Linked DNA regions of Homo sapiens: region 2 is linked to region 1. The links are chromatin contacts, found by Hi-C or POLR2A ChIA-PET in ENCODE. All regions are on one chromosome and are shown on one strand. Each heading gives the region's core, a stretch centred on a gene start or an enhancer-like site at or near the end of the contact. The rest is flanking DNA. Distances are from core to core; before and after follow the strand shown. Region 1 holds the start of LRRC8B (leucine rich repeat containing 8 VRAC subunit B). Region 2 holds the start of GBP4 (guanylate binding protein 4).

Region 1 (7,430 bases), core at 4,105-6,604:
GATTCATAGACTTTGGTTCTTTTCTTCTGATCTGACACTTCATTAGAACAAACTTGATCCACGATGCTGAGACAAAATTTAAACACCATGGCTAGGCATGGTAGCTCACGCCTATAATCGCAGCACTTTGGGAGGCTGAGGCAGGTGGATTGCTTGGGCTTAGGAGTTCGAGACCACCCTGGCCAACACAGCAAAACCCTGTCTCTACCAAAAATACAAAAATTAGCCAAGTATGGTGGCAAGCGCCTGTGATCCCAGCTACCCGGGAGGCTGAGGTGGCAGGATCACTGGAGACCAGGAAGTTGAGGCTGCAGTGGGCCATGATTATGCCACTACACACTAGCCTTGGTGACAGAGCAAGATTCCATCTCAAAAAACAAAAAAAAAAGTTAAAAAATAAAATGTATATCATTAAAGAAACATTTTAATTTAGAACCCTGAAGGTAAACTTCCTCAGATCTCTGTTCAGTGTGATTCTCCCTCAGTCCTGCACCAACCTCAACTCCCCTGTAGGAGGCTGTGTTCTCTATGGTTATGCCTTCCCCACCAGAGTACAATATATTTAAGAAGAGGAATTACTATATTTATCTTGGTATTCTCCCTCACCTCTGTCAGGTCCTCAGTGCTTTTTTTATGTGTTGTAGGCATTCAATGTTTACTTAATAGATATAAATTCAATGTTTAATACATTTATTTCTTTAAAGAAATAGAAGATTTTCATTCTCATATTTTTCAAACACTGAATCGAAAAAAAACTTTAGTATTGGATAAGATTGTCTTCCATTTATCATAAAAATTTTCTCAAGACTCAGAGAAAATCAAACTCTTATCAAGGTGGCCACATGGAGCATAGCTTAATGTTGATGACACTCAGAGATTTTCTTTAAATTTTGGTTGTTTTTCAGGGAATCAGCCCAGAAGACACCTGCCAAACCCAGGAGTTAGGTGGTTATTTCATGTGGGTCATGGAATTCAACCACCAGAAGACCAAATTGTAGTGATTGTTTCATTTTCTATTACTTGTGACTTTGCTTGTGTCACTGGATAGAGGAACTGGCCACACTTACTGTTCATTCTCATCCCCTTTATCACCTGAGTGTAAAGACCCTATTGAGATGTTGTAGAAACAGAATATTTTCATATTGGCTTCTTCACCAGATTCTCAGCTTGCCAAAAAGAGCCAGGAGGCTGGACTGGTTATTTTAAGATAAAGTTTAGGGCCAATAAGGCAAAGGTAAAGGATGTAGTCCTTCTAAATCCTGCTTCTGTTTCAAAAGTTTAAGTTCCCTTCTCTCCATAATGCATTTTCTGACTACTTCCACCCATGTTATTCAATCTTCATTTCCTTTGAGCAGAAGATGCCCTTGATTGTTTTCCGTGTTCAACTAAGTTGTGGGCTGCTGGGGTCAGGGACCAAGTTTTATGCTTCTTTGGTATCACCCATGATGTCTAGCACACTGCTAGGCACAAAATAAGTGCTGTGAAACAAAAATGGAATCTCTGGACCCCAAACTGACTAAGCCAAAAGAAAAGCTAAGCTTGGGAACTGAGTCACTAAAAAAACTGCTTTCTGTTATTGGAAAAAACTACTTTAAAGTTCATATGGAACCAAAAAAGAGCCCACATTGCCAAGTCAATCCTAAGCCAAAAGAACAAAGCTGGAAGCATCATGCTACCTGACTTCAAACTATACTACAAGGCTACAGTAACCAAAACAGCATGGTACTGGTACCAAAACAGAGATATAGATCAATGGAACAGAACAGAGCCCTCAGAAATAATGCCACATATCTACAACCATCTGATCTTTGATAAACCTGACAAAAACAAGAAAAGAGGGGAAACGATTCCCTATTTAATAAATGGTGCTGGGAAAACTGGCTAGCCATATGTAGAAAGCTGAAACTGGATCCCTTCCTTGCACCTTATACAAAAATTAATTCAAGATGGATTAAAGACTTAAATGTTAGACCTAAAACCACAAAAACCCTAGAAGAAAAGCTAGGCAATACCACTCAGGACATAGGCATGGGCAAGGACTTCATGTCTAAAACACCAAAAGCAATGGCAACAAAAGCCAAAATTGACAAATGGGATCTAATTAAACTAAAGAGCTTCTGCACAGCAAAAGAAACTACCATCAGAGTGAACAGGCAACCTACAGATTGGCAGAAAATTTTTGCAATCTACTCATCTGACAAAGGGCTAATATCCAGAATCTACAATGAACTCAAATTTACAAGAAAAAAACAAACAACCCCATCAAAAAGTGGGTAAAGGACATGAACAGACACTTCTCAAAAGAAGACATTTATGCAGCCAAAAGACACATGAAAAAATGCTCATCATCACTGGCCATGAGAGAAATGCAAATCAAAACCACAATGAGATACCATCTCACACCAGTTAGAATGGCGATCATTAAAAAGTCAGGAAACAACAAGTGCTGGAGAGGATGTGGAGAAACAGGAACACTTATACACTGTTGGTGGGACTGTAAACTAGTTCAACCATTGTGGAAGTCAGTGTGGCGATTCCTCAGGGATCTAGAACTAGAAATACCATTTGACCCAGCCATCCCATTACTGGGTATATACCCAAAGGATTATAAATCATGCCGCTATAAAGACACATGCACACGTATGTTTATTGCAGCACTATTCACAATAGCAAAGACTTGGAACCAACCCAAATGTCCAACAATGTGGCACATATACACGATGGAATACTATGCAGCCATAAAAAGGATGAGTTCATGTCCTTTGTAGGGACATGGATGAAGCTGGAAACCATCACTCTCAGCAAACTATAGCAAGGACAAAAAACCAAACACCGCATGTTCTCACTCATAGGTGGGACTTGAACAATGAGAACACACAGACACAGGAAAGGGAACATCGCACACCACGGCCTGTTGTGGGGTGGGGGGAGGGGGAAGAGATAGCATTTGGAGATATATCTAATGTTAAATGACGAGTTACTGGGTGCAGCACACCAACATGGCACATGTATACATAAATAACTAACCTGCACGTTGTGCACATGTACCCTAAAACTTAAAGTATAATAAAATAAAAAATAAAAAAATTTTAAAAACCTGCCTTCTGTTGTTACCAGGTAGCTGCAACAATAGAAGGCCACATATCTCCCCAGATAGCCTCCCTCACAAATTGCTTACAGTGAAATGCCTTGTGGGTCCCTAAATCTTTCAGAATGCATATCCCTCCTATAAATGAGCCCTAAAACACAGTTCTGTTGAATCTCACTCTGACAATAACAGCTCATCTTCATATGTATGGTATAAGGACAAGACTTGGAAATCATCCCTCTGCCCACCCCAAGACAAATTCATAATTGACTTTCCCCCTATTTTCACATTTATCTTATGTAAAATGTAGATTTACTGAGCATGAGAGGAACACATAATCAGTATTCCTCTACCCACTCTTCACACGCAAAATGTGAATTCACTGGGCACTAATCAAAGCCTCACAAGAATGTAACTTCTTCCCTCATTGCCTACCTTCCCATTTCCCTTTTTTTTCTTTCTTTTCTCCTTCCCCTCCTGCTGGCTCTTTCCCCTTTAAATACTGAAGTCCTCAAAAACTCTCTTTGCAAAAGGCACAGATCACAGATGTTCCTGTATTTGTGCTTTCTCCTGGGGAATGTCCTTAACCTTGGCAAAATAAACCTCTAAAACGATTGAGACCTGCCTGTCATTTTTTTGGTGCTTAAAATCCATGATGGAATTTTTAATCACTATTTTAGACTTGGGTAAATCTGGCTGTGAAAGTAGTGACAGAGTCTTTTAGAATTTTCTTCTACCAAAAATAATTAATCAGAAAGTCCCTGAGAGAATTTCAGATACTCCTGTAAGGATCAAACCTAAATTTAAATTAGACTTGTAGATCTGTGCATACCCAGTGTCTCACACATATAAACTCAATAAAAATTTATCGAATGACCAAGTGAAGAAATGTTCTTTCAGCTTTTCCTTCAAGACTCAGAAAAAAGATATCTGCAGTTCCAGAATGGACTGAGTGAACAAGAAAAGAACAGATCAGTGACACAAAGACAGCCTTCTTTTTCCCTTTCAGGGTGACTCAAATTGTAGTCCTCATCTGAACAGTCTGAGACACAACTCTTGTCTCATATTAACTCGATAGGGCATTTGCTATACTCCCATTTACACAAACTGCTCAGATGCCCCAAATGCTGAGTCTGTTCGTCTTCATTTTATTCCTTTGGGAGATGCCGGTACAAACTTGTTTTTTCTTTCTTTTTTTAAATGGAGATGTGACCACCATAGCAACTAAAAGACATAAATCTTGCCTAATTGAATCAGTGTGCTCAAGATAATAGCCAGGGCAGAGACTGAGTTAAAACTGGGGTAAGGGTGAGAGTGGGGAAATGGATGAGGATGATAAAAATATTTATGTCCCTAGAATTTGTGGGTTTGGATTAATTCTGTTTCGTAAGGAATATTGTTGGCCTTCAAATGCAGTGCCACTTGGGAGAGAAGCAAGCGGGCAGTAGTTGAGGTGTCTCTGCAGTTGAATCGCAGTGAAAGGCAGGTTATGAGTATAGGGACCGCCCCTCGGCCATGTGGTCCCCTCCCTATCCTGAGGATAACGACATTTGAGAGAAGCCAATGGTATTGGAAGGCCAGAATCGAACTTAAGCCGCTTAGTTGGTACAACTGTAAACCCTCCCTCACAGAGGCTGGGCCCTGCAATCTTTCTAAGCAGGGTAAAGAAAAGTAAGGGGACTTCCTTTTCGAAGAGGAGGTTCCCGCGTGCTGCACCCGACCTTTCCCTCAGGGCCCAACACGCGTTATATAAATGCCAAGTTACTCAGGGACGCACACGTGAGAAGGCTGGGGCCCGACACACGCGGTGTAGTGCCGAAGTCACCGGTGTGGCGCGCCTGGGGGACACGCCGAAGCCCATTTCCCTCCCGCTTCTGGAAAGCAGTCCCCGCTCTTTCCAGCTGCTCCGCGGGGCGTATGGCTGTGCGCTACCTCCTGCGGACCCCAGGCTGGGCGAGGGGGCAGCGATGGCCACATGGCGCGCTCGGGGAGATGGCAGCTGCGCTTTGTTTCCAGCAGTGATAGGTGAGTCACTGGCTCCCGCAGCCCCAGAGCTGGGCAAACACTCAGGCCCAGGCAGCTGAAAAATTCACAGCAGGAGCAGCTACCGAAGCGACTGCAGCCTCTTCCTCCTCTTCCTCCTCCTCCTCCTCCTCCGCCACTGCTACCGCCACCACCGTGGTAGCCGCCTCCGCGCCCTGCCTCCGCCCCGTCCCCTCCTCCTCCACCCGCGAACTTAGTCAGCGGTTCGCGCCGCCGAGCGCCCATTGGCCAGCGGAACGCGTCGCGTCACAATGGAGCCGGTCGGAGGCGGCGAGCCGGACAGCGCCGGGGCTTCCCGCTGAGCCCGCAGCCTCCGGCAGCCGGGAAAGTGCGGGCGCGGGGCCGCAGCCTGCCCGCCCGGAGCGGCCCAGGAGCACGCCGCGGGGAGCGCGGGCGTCCGGGGCTGGAGTCGCGCAGGTAGGTCGGAGCGTGACACCCCGGTTCCAGGAGGGCGAGCCGCGCCGACCGAGGTGGTGGAGGAGGAGGACCGGATACGGGGACGCAGCAGGTGGGGCTGGCCGAACAGGTGCGGTTACCTGTTCACGCCTCACCTGCGAGCCAGGCTGCGGGCCGGTAGCGCGGCTGCAGAGACGAGTGGCCGCTTCGTTGTGCTCCCTGCCTTCGGGAGAGACGGAGTCCCACGCTGAGAGGACCTCTCCTGTGTGCTGGGGTCATTTGGAGCAAGAGGTGTGGGCGGTCGCGCCGAGACGGTCACCTCTCTTTCCCCCGGGAGTCTCGGCGTTGCACCTGAGCGTGAGTCCTCGGGGCGGGGCGGGAAAGGGGTTCCGCTTTCCCAGGCTGGCGTCTCGCTCCAGATGAGCGCAACTCCCCTGAGGGTGCCCCCATTTGGTCGCTCTGTTTTGCCCCCTGCGCTGGCGCTGTTGGGAACTATTTTATGCTCTTGGGAACTATTTTATGCTGTTGGATACGCGTTGGTTGCCTATAATTTGGTGGTGGTGTTGGGCGTTGATTTGTTTGAGAAAGAAAGGGCAAGCGTTACCAATTTAAGAAGAAGACTCAAGAGTTTCCCCTGAGCTTAGTTGAGCAGGTGCTGAGAGGTCAGAAGGGAGGAGGCTCAGTATTGGCTCATTAATCTGTGTGCTCAACTGACTTCCTAAAGTCCATAGATTGCCTTTAGTTAGATGACATTTGTGGAAAACTTTTTTTTTCTTTGTGGTCAAAAAGACACCCCTCTAAAAGAACAAAACCGACATGTGAACTTCCTTGAATAAATTCACTTCGCCTAAAGACTTCAAACAAACAAACAAAAAAACACTCCACTGGTAAAAGATAACAGTATGAACATTTTAAATTGTAGATATATAGCCAAATTAAAACAGGCAATTTGTTCAGCGTATATTAAGAAGACATTACGTAGCATGATTTTTATTAAAAGACAACCTATTTGCAAATGATATAGTAGTCTTTGCAGAACACCCCAGAAATCTTAAAACAGATTTATCTTTATCAGATGGTTCTGTCCCCTAAACCTAGGTGTAGGAGTGAGGATGGAAAAGAAGTCAAACTGCAGTGTAATTTTTTAAACAATTCCAGTACCCTCTATGTGTACAGGCTACACCTCCTGAGAACCCCAAATGCTCTTTGTTTTGTTTCTTTGTTTTGTTTTGAGACGGAGTCTCACTCTGTCGCCCAGGCTGGAGTGCAGTAGTGCGATCTCGGCTCACTGCAACCTCCACCTCCTGGGTTCAAGTGATTCTCCTGCCTCAGCCTCCCGAGTAGCGGGGACTACAGGGGCCCGCCACCACGCCCAGCTAATTTTTATATTTTTAGTGGTGGCGGGGTTTCACCATGTTGGCCAGGCTGGTCTGAAACTCCTGACCTCAAGTGACCCACCCACCTCGGCCTCCCAAAGTGCTGGGATTACAGGTGTGACCCCAAATGCTCTCTGAATTGTGGGTGCCGAGGTGACTTTCTTTTTCTCCTGGCTTTCCTTGTCAGCAGCTCTACTCAGAGAATATAAAGTGACAGCCAACCCCCAAGGTAATTGGGCCTGTGTAATTTTAGAATATAAGCCCTAACATGTCTGATATTTCTGTAAGCTAAAAAGAGGTCTCTTGAATGGGGGTGATGTTGTCATTGAGTGCACCCTTGGGTCATGGCACTTTCCTTATACTTAGTATCCCCAACAACATTTTTAAATCTGCATGTCGGAATTAAGTTTACCATTCTTTGAAATGTGTTCTCTTTTTCCTCAATTGGTAAGGTGTTCCAACATGTTCAGCCTATTATGAATCTTTTCACATTTTGAATGATTTCATTTGACTAGTTGAGATTTGCT
Region 2 (7,061 bases), core at 711-3,210, 330 kb before region 1:
GTGAGAATTAGAAGTTTTCTTCATTGGGAGAAGTCATGCCCTTCTTTAGGATGACCCTAGAGGGGGTGTGATCAGCTGTGTTATCACTGGTTCCAAGTAAATGGCTCCTGTCCTAGGACCACACTCACCATTGCGCTTTCCTGCAAGACGATTCATGAGATAGGATTTTCCTGTGCGGTATAGCCCTACAATGGCCACCACCACCACGGGCTGAGAAATCTTGTCAAGAATCTCTAATGCCTTTGAATTCACTGTCAGCTGCTCTTCCTGGTTTTCCACTAGACAAATGGGGGCCATCATGATGGATTCAGATTCTGGATAACCTGTAACCCAGAAAAAAATACTCAGTAGAATACAAGATCTTGAAGTCATCCCTAAGGGCTACCTAAGGCACATACATATTAGCTTTTTGCTTGTGGAATGGTATATAAAATTTCTACATTTTAATGGTATATAAATATATTTCTACGTTTAATGGTATATAAAATTTCTATGTATATAAAATTTGTACATTTCAAATGGAAAAATATTTAGTTTAGCATGTCAAAGACTAGTACAGATCTGTTATGTACATTATTTATGATTCTTACAAGAACGCTAAAAATGCCTTGTCAAGGTGATGCATAAAATAAACAGAATTAGAAAATCAAGGCACTGATGGCAGAATAATTCCACTCCTGGAATAAATAGGGGCAGGATGTTACAAAAAGGAGATGAGGAGTGGTTAGAAAAGGCTCCAGGCATTCCAGAAGAATTTGCTCTCTCATTAATTTAATAAAGAGTATTGCGTACCTACCATGTGCTAATTAACACCGTTCTAGATTCTCAGCAACAAGCAAGGAACATAATTGATACAAACTTCTGCCTCTTGGAGCTCTATTTGTTGTAACCCAGCGAGTTACAGAGAAACGCCACACTCTGAGACGAATTCAGGAGTCCTTTATTAGCCGGCGACCGAGAGACGGCTAGTGCTCAAAATTCTCTCGGCCCGAAGAAGGGGCTAGATTTTCTTCTATACTTTGGTTTAGAAAGGAGAGGTTGGGGGGAGGGGTCTAGTTAAAACAATCCTACAGAAGTAAAGTAGGCAAAAAGTTAAAAGGATAAATGGTTACAGGAAAGTAAACAGTACTAGGTGCAGGGGCTTTAATTCTATCACAAGGTGATAGAAGCGGGGCTTTGGGCTTTATCAACCAGACACAAACGCGGGGGGCTCTGGGTGCTGTTAACCGGGCGAATTCCTGGGAACTGCGGGTATGGCTTGCCACAGTACCTTATCAGTTAATTGCATTCTTGGATGTGCTGGGAGTCAGCTTGCACAAGTTAAGTCCCTGAGGAAGCGGGTGGGTAAGGGGCTGCAAGTGAAGGAGCCGAGATGCAGACTGTCTGGCTCTTTCAGCTAAGGGAGAGTCAACTCAGGTTAAAACAAGGTAGGGTATCACATATTCTAGTGGGGGACAGAAAATTAATAAAACAAACAAGCAAAAAATGTGTATATGTATACTAGATGATGGTATTTCGCAGGAGAAAATGCCACAGCTCTGGGAGGAAGCCCGAGGAGGAGCAGCGCATCCTGGAGACACCGGTGCGCCTCTGGTCGCCGCCTGTGGACCGTCTAGAGACGCTGGGCCACACGGAGCAAAGCACTCAGGGGTTCAAGCAGCATCAGACTTCCCCGCGAGGTTCCTCCACTGCCTTTGTCACCCGCCAGTGTGAAGTCTCCAACCCTCCCCGTGTGCAGTCTGCGCTTGGGAATTTGTTGTTGTTTGTTATAACCCAAATATACTTGAAAGGTAAAGCTTAAGAGCAAACTTACCTGGTGTGGGCACTGCAGCGTGAAGAGTTCTCTCACCCATTGCTCTGTCCTCCTGCGCCTGGATCCTCGAGAAACGGACTGTTCTTAGAAGCTGAAAGTCCAGCCGGATTTACAGACATCCAAGTAAGAGTCTGTGAGAACCGAAATTGAAAGGACATGCACTTTGTGGGGAGTTGACTGTTGGGGATTTTCCTGTTTATCAAGACAGGAAACTAAAGGAGCTTGAAAGTGCTGGTTCCTCCACACCAGACTCCTGAAACTCAGGTTTGTTTGTCCCTCTTCCACCCTTAGCTTAGGTATCTTTCGCCTCCAAAATGAATATAGAGCAGCAGACATGAATGTTGTTTCATCTACCTGTCTCTCAGGGGTAATTTTGTCAGGGAAGAAATTTGAGTTTTTGTTTGCTTTTATTTTTTTTTACATGCTTATATGTTTCTGTTTCTCATCTCTTTTCTTTATTTTTTCATTAACCATAAAATATGTGTGTGTTTGTGTGTGTGTCTATGGATATCTATGTATCCTCTAACGTTGTTGCCCAGAGGTGCGGTGGTGGCAAGTAAATACTTCTCTTTCAAAACACAAACATCTCATTGAAACTGGATCTTTTGGAGGACAGGAGGATGATTGGACCATAAAAAGCATAATTTATAATTAGGAGTCTTACCCAGGCTACCAGAAAAATGGACTCAGTTCCTAAAATGACTAGCCAGTTTGTTAACAGAGTTTGGGAAATCTATCTGAAATAAATGGGTAATGATTCCCCATTTGTGCCTATCCCTTAGATCTTCCTATTTGTTTAGTAATGTCTGATTAAACATTTGCAAATTAATAAGTACAAAATTTTAGGCACTTAATCAGGTAAAATTACTGGTGCCGATTTTGATTCAAAACTTAACATTTATTTCCTATAAGCAATATTGAAAGTGAAAATAAAGCTAAGTCAAGTTTTAAATAGGACCAGTAATAAGAAATCAGGTGCTTTTTTCTCTTACCATTTTTTAATGTCAGGAAGTCCCTCTCTCTTAAAAAAAAAAAAAAAGAAGAAGAAGAAAAAGTACAGGGATGACTGAATCCAGGTAAATGTGTTTGAAACACCTGAATTTCACCAGTGGCACCCCTTTCCAGATAATCCAATGTTACTGACTTCAGATAATCATGGAAATGTTAATCAAGAAGAAATTTAGGCTGGGTGTGGTGGCTCACTCCTGCAATCCAACCATTTTGGGAGGCCAAGGTGGGCAGATCACTTGAGTCCAGGAATTGGAAACCAGCCTGGGCAATATGGGGAAACCCCATCTCTACAAATAATAATAATAATAAATTAGCTGGGCATAATGGCATGTGCCTGTTATAATAGTCCTAGTTACCTGGGAGTCTGAGGTGGGAGGATGACCTGAGCCCAGGAGGTCAAGGCTGCAATGAGCCATGGTGGTCCCACTGCACTCCAACCTGGGCAACAGAGTGAGATACTGTCTCAAAAAAAATTGTTAATTCACAGTTGTATGTATAATGATTGCACATAGCAATATGTCTATGCACATAGAAAATATACATAGCAATATGTCTGTGTTACACAGATAAAAGTCTATAAGTGTTCCCCCAACCACTACCTCCTTAAAATTAGTACTTCTAGCTCAGGTGATTTTTTTAAAATGTCTTTCTGAATTATATGAATTTTTAAAGACTTTTTTTATAATCACAGATATGCACACACATACTCATAAAAAGGAAATAACTTTTATTTTGATAAAAAGACTCTGAACATTTTTTGAATATTTTTCCATATCAGATTTTGAGCTTCTTATTTATACATTTTTTGAATATTTAAAGTGCAATGTCTATATGTTTTTGTATTTTGTGGTTAACTTGTAATTCATTTACAAGATGTATCAAATAAAACAGTTTTTTGAAATGAGGGTGTTTTACTGGCTCACTGATTTTGGAAGGAAACTGGAGGAAATGAGTTGCAGATGTTTTTAATCTCACTGAGCAAGGCAAGGAGACAGAAAGTTATGACGTTAGTAGATCATACAGGGCAAGTGATAATGTTATCTGTGTGTACTTACTTTAATATAGTTCAGAATAGTCACTGTCGTGTGTGTGTCTGTGTTTTTACAAATTGACATTCTGGAGGTAGTGATAAGCATATGAATGGCCCAATCTGGAATGATCTCCTGAAGAAGAGGTACCCTGTTCTGTGTCAACACCAAATTCTTATCAACTGGCATAAAGGATGTAGAAGTAATAATAACACCATTGTTGTTTAACAGAGGTGATTGGCTCAAAAAATAAGCATGAAGAAGTGTCTTTGTCTGTTTGGGCGTCTATAAAAAATAAGTAAATTGGGTAAGTTATACACAACAGAAATTTACTTCTCACATTCTTGAAGGCTGAGAAACACACGATCGAGGCATGGGTAGATTGGGGGTCTGATAAGGGTATGCTTCCTGGTTCATGGTTGGTGGCCCCTTGATGTGTACTCACATGGTGAAGGGCAAGGCAGGTCTCTGGAGTCTCATTTATAAGGGCACTAGTCTCACCAGTTTCATTCTCATGACCTAAGTTCATTCTCACTTCCTAAATGACCCACTGTCTAATACTATCACACTGGTGATTAGGTGTCAACATTGGTGATTAGGTGTCAATATACTTTGGGGTGATGGGGAGGTGCAAACATTCAGACCACAGTAAGAATGAATAAAATCAGACAAGCCTCCAGGCCTATGCCATCTGTGCAGTGTTCCAGTTGAAGAGCCCTGCTTTTCACACTCCATAGAGGATTTTGCCACTTGGTCTAACTTCAAGGCCAGTCACAGAGCCTCACCATATTCAACTTGGAATGAACTCTGGCTTCAAAGGAGCAGCGTCCATAGGCTAAGAACACATTACATGACTATTTGCAGCTACTTGCTATTGAATTTTTGACACAATTTAATCCAGGATTTTTTTAGTGTCATGTAACTGAAACAAAAATGGTATCAAGTATTGGGGGATGGGGATTTATGACTTCTCTGAGTTCTAACCACAAGGGGCATTTCACACTTTTAAAAATGATTCTATAACGCTTCACATTACTATTTAATTACTGATCAAAGCCAATCTACTCAGTAGTACCCAGGAACAACACATTTTCTTTGAAATTAAACAAAAGAGAGTATATTAGAAAGATGAACTAAAGCATTCAAATGAAAATGTGGGGCTCGTCGTTAAAAAAATCATCAAGAAATTCAATATAATAATTTCAAATCAAGCATTGACTTTTCTGAGGCTATGGTACTACATGACTGCATAATTTGCTTATCCATGAAGACAGAGCTATACATAAGATTTTTTTTTCTGAAAAACACTCTTTTCTCTCTTTTCCCTCTTTCCTTTTCTCTTTTCCTCTTTTTCCTTCTTTCATTTGCAATAATGCCAAAGATCTGTTGTTAGTTTTGATTTAGACTCAGAGTAATGTAAAATTAGGAGAAATCACACATTGCCCTTAATACTGTGAAGATCGAATACCTAAAATTATCTTATTTACACTATTTTACATAGGTTAAGTTCATGCTTTCAGAGAAGTCAGTGAAGAGTTAATCTCCAAAGCCCTTGGAGTTGGAACAAAACCTTTATGATGATCCTGATGTAGCTGAAGCTTTTATGGAGATTATTTAAATACATAACTTCACTGAAACCCTGTTTTCCGAGGCTTATGTTTCCAAATCGATCACTCTCGTGTGCTTTAACTGATAGCTCCCGGTGATTCCACTAGTTACGGTCCAGATGTTATTTCCTCCAAGAGACTTTATTTGGTTTATACAACTGAACTAGATCCCTACTTCTCTGCATCTATGGCACCCTGTTCTGATCACACTGTATGTGTGGTCTCCCTAATGAGGCTTTAGGCTTTTATCTTGTTTACTGCCCTTTTATAGTATTTAGCACAGAGCCCTGGAATTCAGCTGCTCAATAAATATTTATTAATTCTATTGTTCACCCCAGTGTTAAAATAAGATCTTATCTTAATATTCCAAAGTATTTGAGCTTACCAAGGAGAAAAGTTCAGGGAAACAGAACTTAATCTCATTCTTCATGATTCATATTCACATTTTGCAGAAATATTACAGATAAGCTGAATCAAGGTAGCCAATTAAATGTTGAGAATCAAGAGTAAAGAAGATTTCTTCATGACTCTGCCTTAACCTTCCTGCATAACCCAGACCCTCAGTGTGGTTCTGCTTGGAGAGAGTCCTACATCCAGAACCCTGGGTTCCAGACCTCATAGCAGAACCCACACAGAAGCCTGCTAAGGAAGAAGACAAAGCAACAGTACAGTGACAGCAGATAGGACAGGCAGTCCCAGGTATAAATTTGGTTGTAGGAATTGGAAATTATTTTATAGAGAAGAGTTGGTCTCTTTCTTATAATAACCTTAGAGTTGGTGTGATCAGGTGCATTATTATGATTCCGAACTAATGGTCTCTGTCTCAAGACCAGACTCACTATGGTTCTATGCTGCAAGATGATTCATCAGGTAGGATTTCCCTACACACTGTAGCCTTACAATAGTCACCATCACCACAGGCTGAAATATCTTGTAAATAATCTTTACTGTGTCAGATTAACCATCAGCTGCTCTCTCTGGTTTTCCACTAGACAAACAGGGGCCATGGTAAGCTGCAATCAGAAGAGTCTCTCAGTGGATAAGATTCCAAAGTCATTTCTAATGGTTGTCAAGGCATGAGCATATCAGCTTCCTGCTTGTGGAGCCTTTGTATCAACTTCCAAGGGAAAAGTATGTAGAATTGCACTGACAGATCATAGAGCTCTTTCTCCAGTATGCCCATTACTGTTGGTAAAATTGATGATAATAGGATATAATTGGTGTCTAAAGTCTCATTCTTCTAAAAATAATATTCTAGCTAGTGAATTCCTCTCTATATTAATGCCTGGTGCAGATGCTTTATGTACATTATGCATTGATCCTTAAAAGAACCATAAATTAAAGTATTTGATCTCTTCTACTAGATGAAATAAAGGCAGTAAAGATATAGGCAAAATGATTGGTTACATATTTCATAGTCAGTGGTTGAAGCAAGAATTGAACGGTGATCTATTTTTCTCACTGTATTACTTGCAAAAAACTAACCCGTCAGAATCAACTTCCTAAAATAAACTCTTTTACATATATAATAAGTGATATGGTTTGGATTTGTGTCCCTGTCCAAATCTAATGTCGAATTGGAGGAGGGGCCTGGTGGGAGGT

What was found. Hi-C counts contacts between places; a loop is a spot of excess contacts on that map. ChIA-PET counts read pairs that join two places held with the same protein, here RNA polymerase II (POLR2A). Pooled maps may share reads with other maps.
Region 2: a loop to region 1 is called in a pooled map, with 4 times the contacts of the local background. The contact joins the promoter of GBP4 here to the promoter of LRRC8B in region 1. A Hi-C loop is called at or near these places in 1 of 37 single-sample maps with no recorded cell type and 8 of 50 pooled maps. POLR2A ChIA-PET finds 5 or more read pairs at or near these places in 2 of 52 experiments (activated CD4-positive, alpha-beta memory T cell and activated CD8-positive, alpha-beta memory T cell).

The regions. Positions count from the first base shown.
Region 1 is chr1:89,519,475-89,526,904 of GRCh38, forward strand. It overlaps LRRC8B (leucine rich repeat containing 8 VRAC subunit B), which reads left to right and starts at 5,355. Exons shown (of 6, transcript NM_001369817.2): 1 at 5,355-5,548. RefSeq lists a silencer at 5,219-5,678 and enhancers at 6,380-6,881, 6,882-7,383.
Region 2 is chr1:89,196,982-89,204,042 of GRCh38, forward strand. It overlaps GBP4 (guanylate binding protein 4), which reads right to left and starts at 1,961. Exons shown (of 11, transcript NM_052941.5): 1 at 1,814-1,961; 2 at 129-323. The coding sequence starts at 1,853. It overlaps LOC107985076 (a long non-coding RNA gene), which reads left to right and starts at 1,366. Exons shown (of 3, transcript XR_002958332.2): 1 at 1,366-1,427; 2 at 1,522-2,077. RefSeq lists a silencer at 1,765-2,059.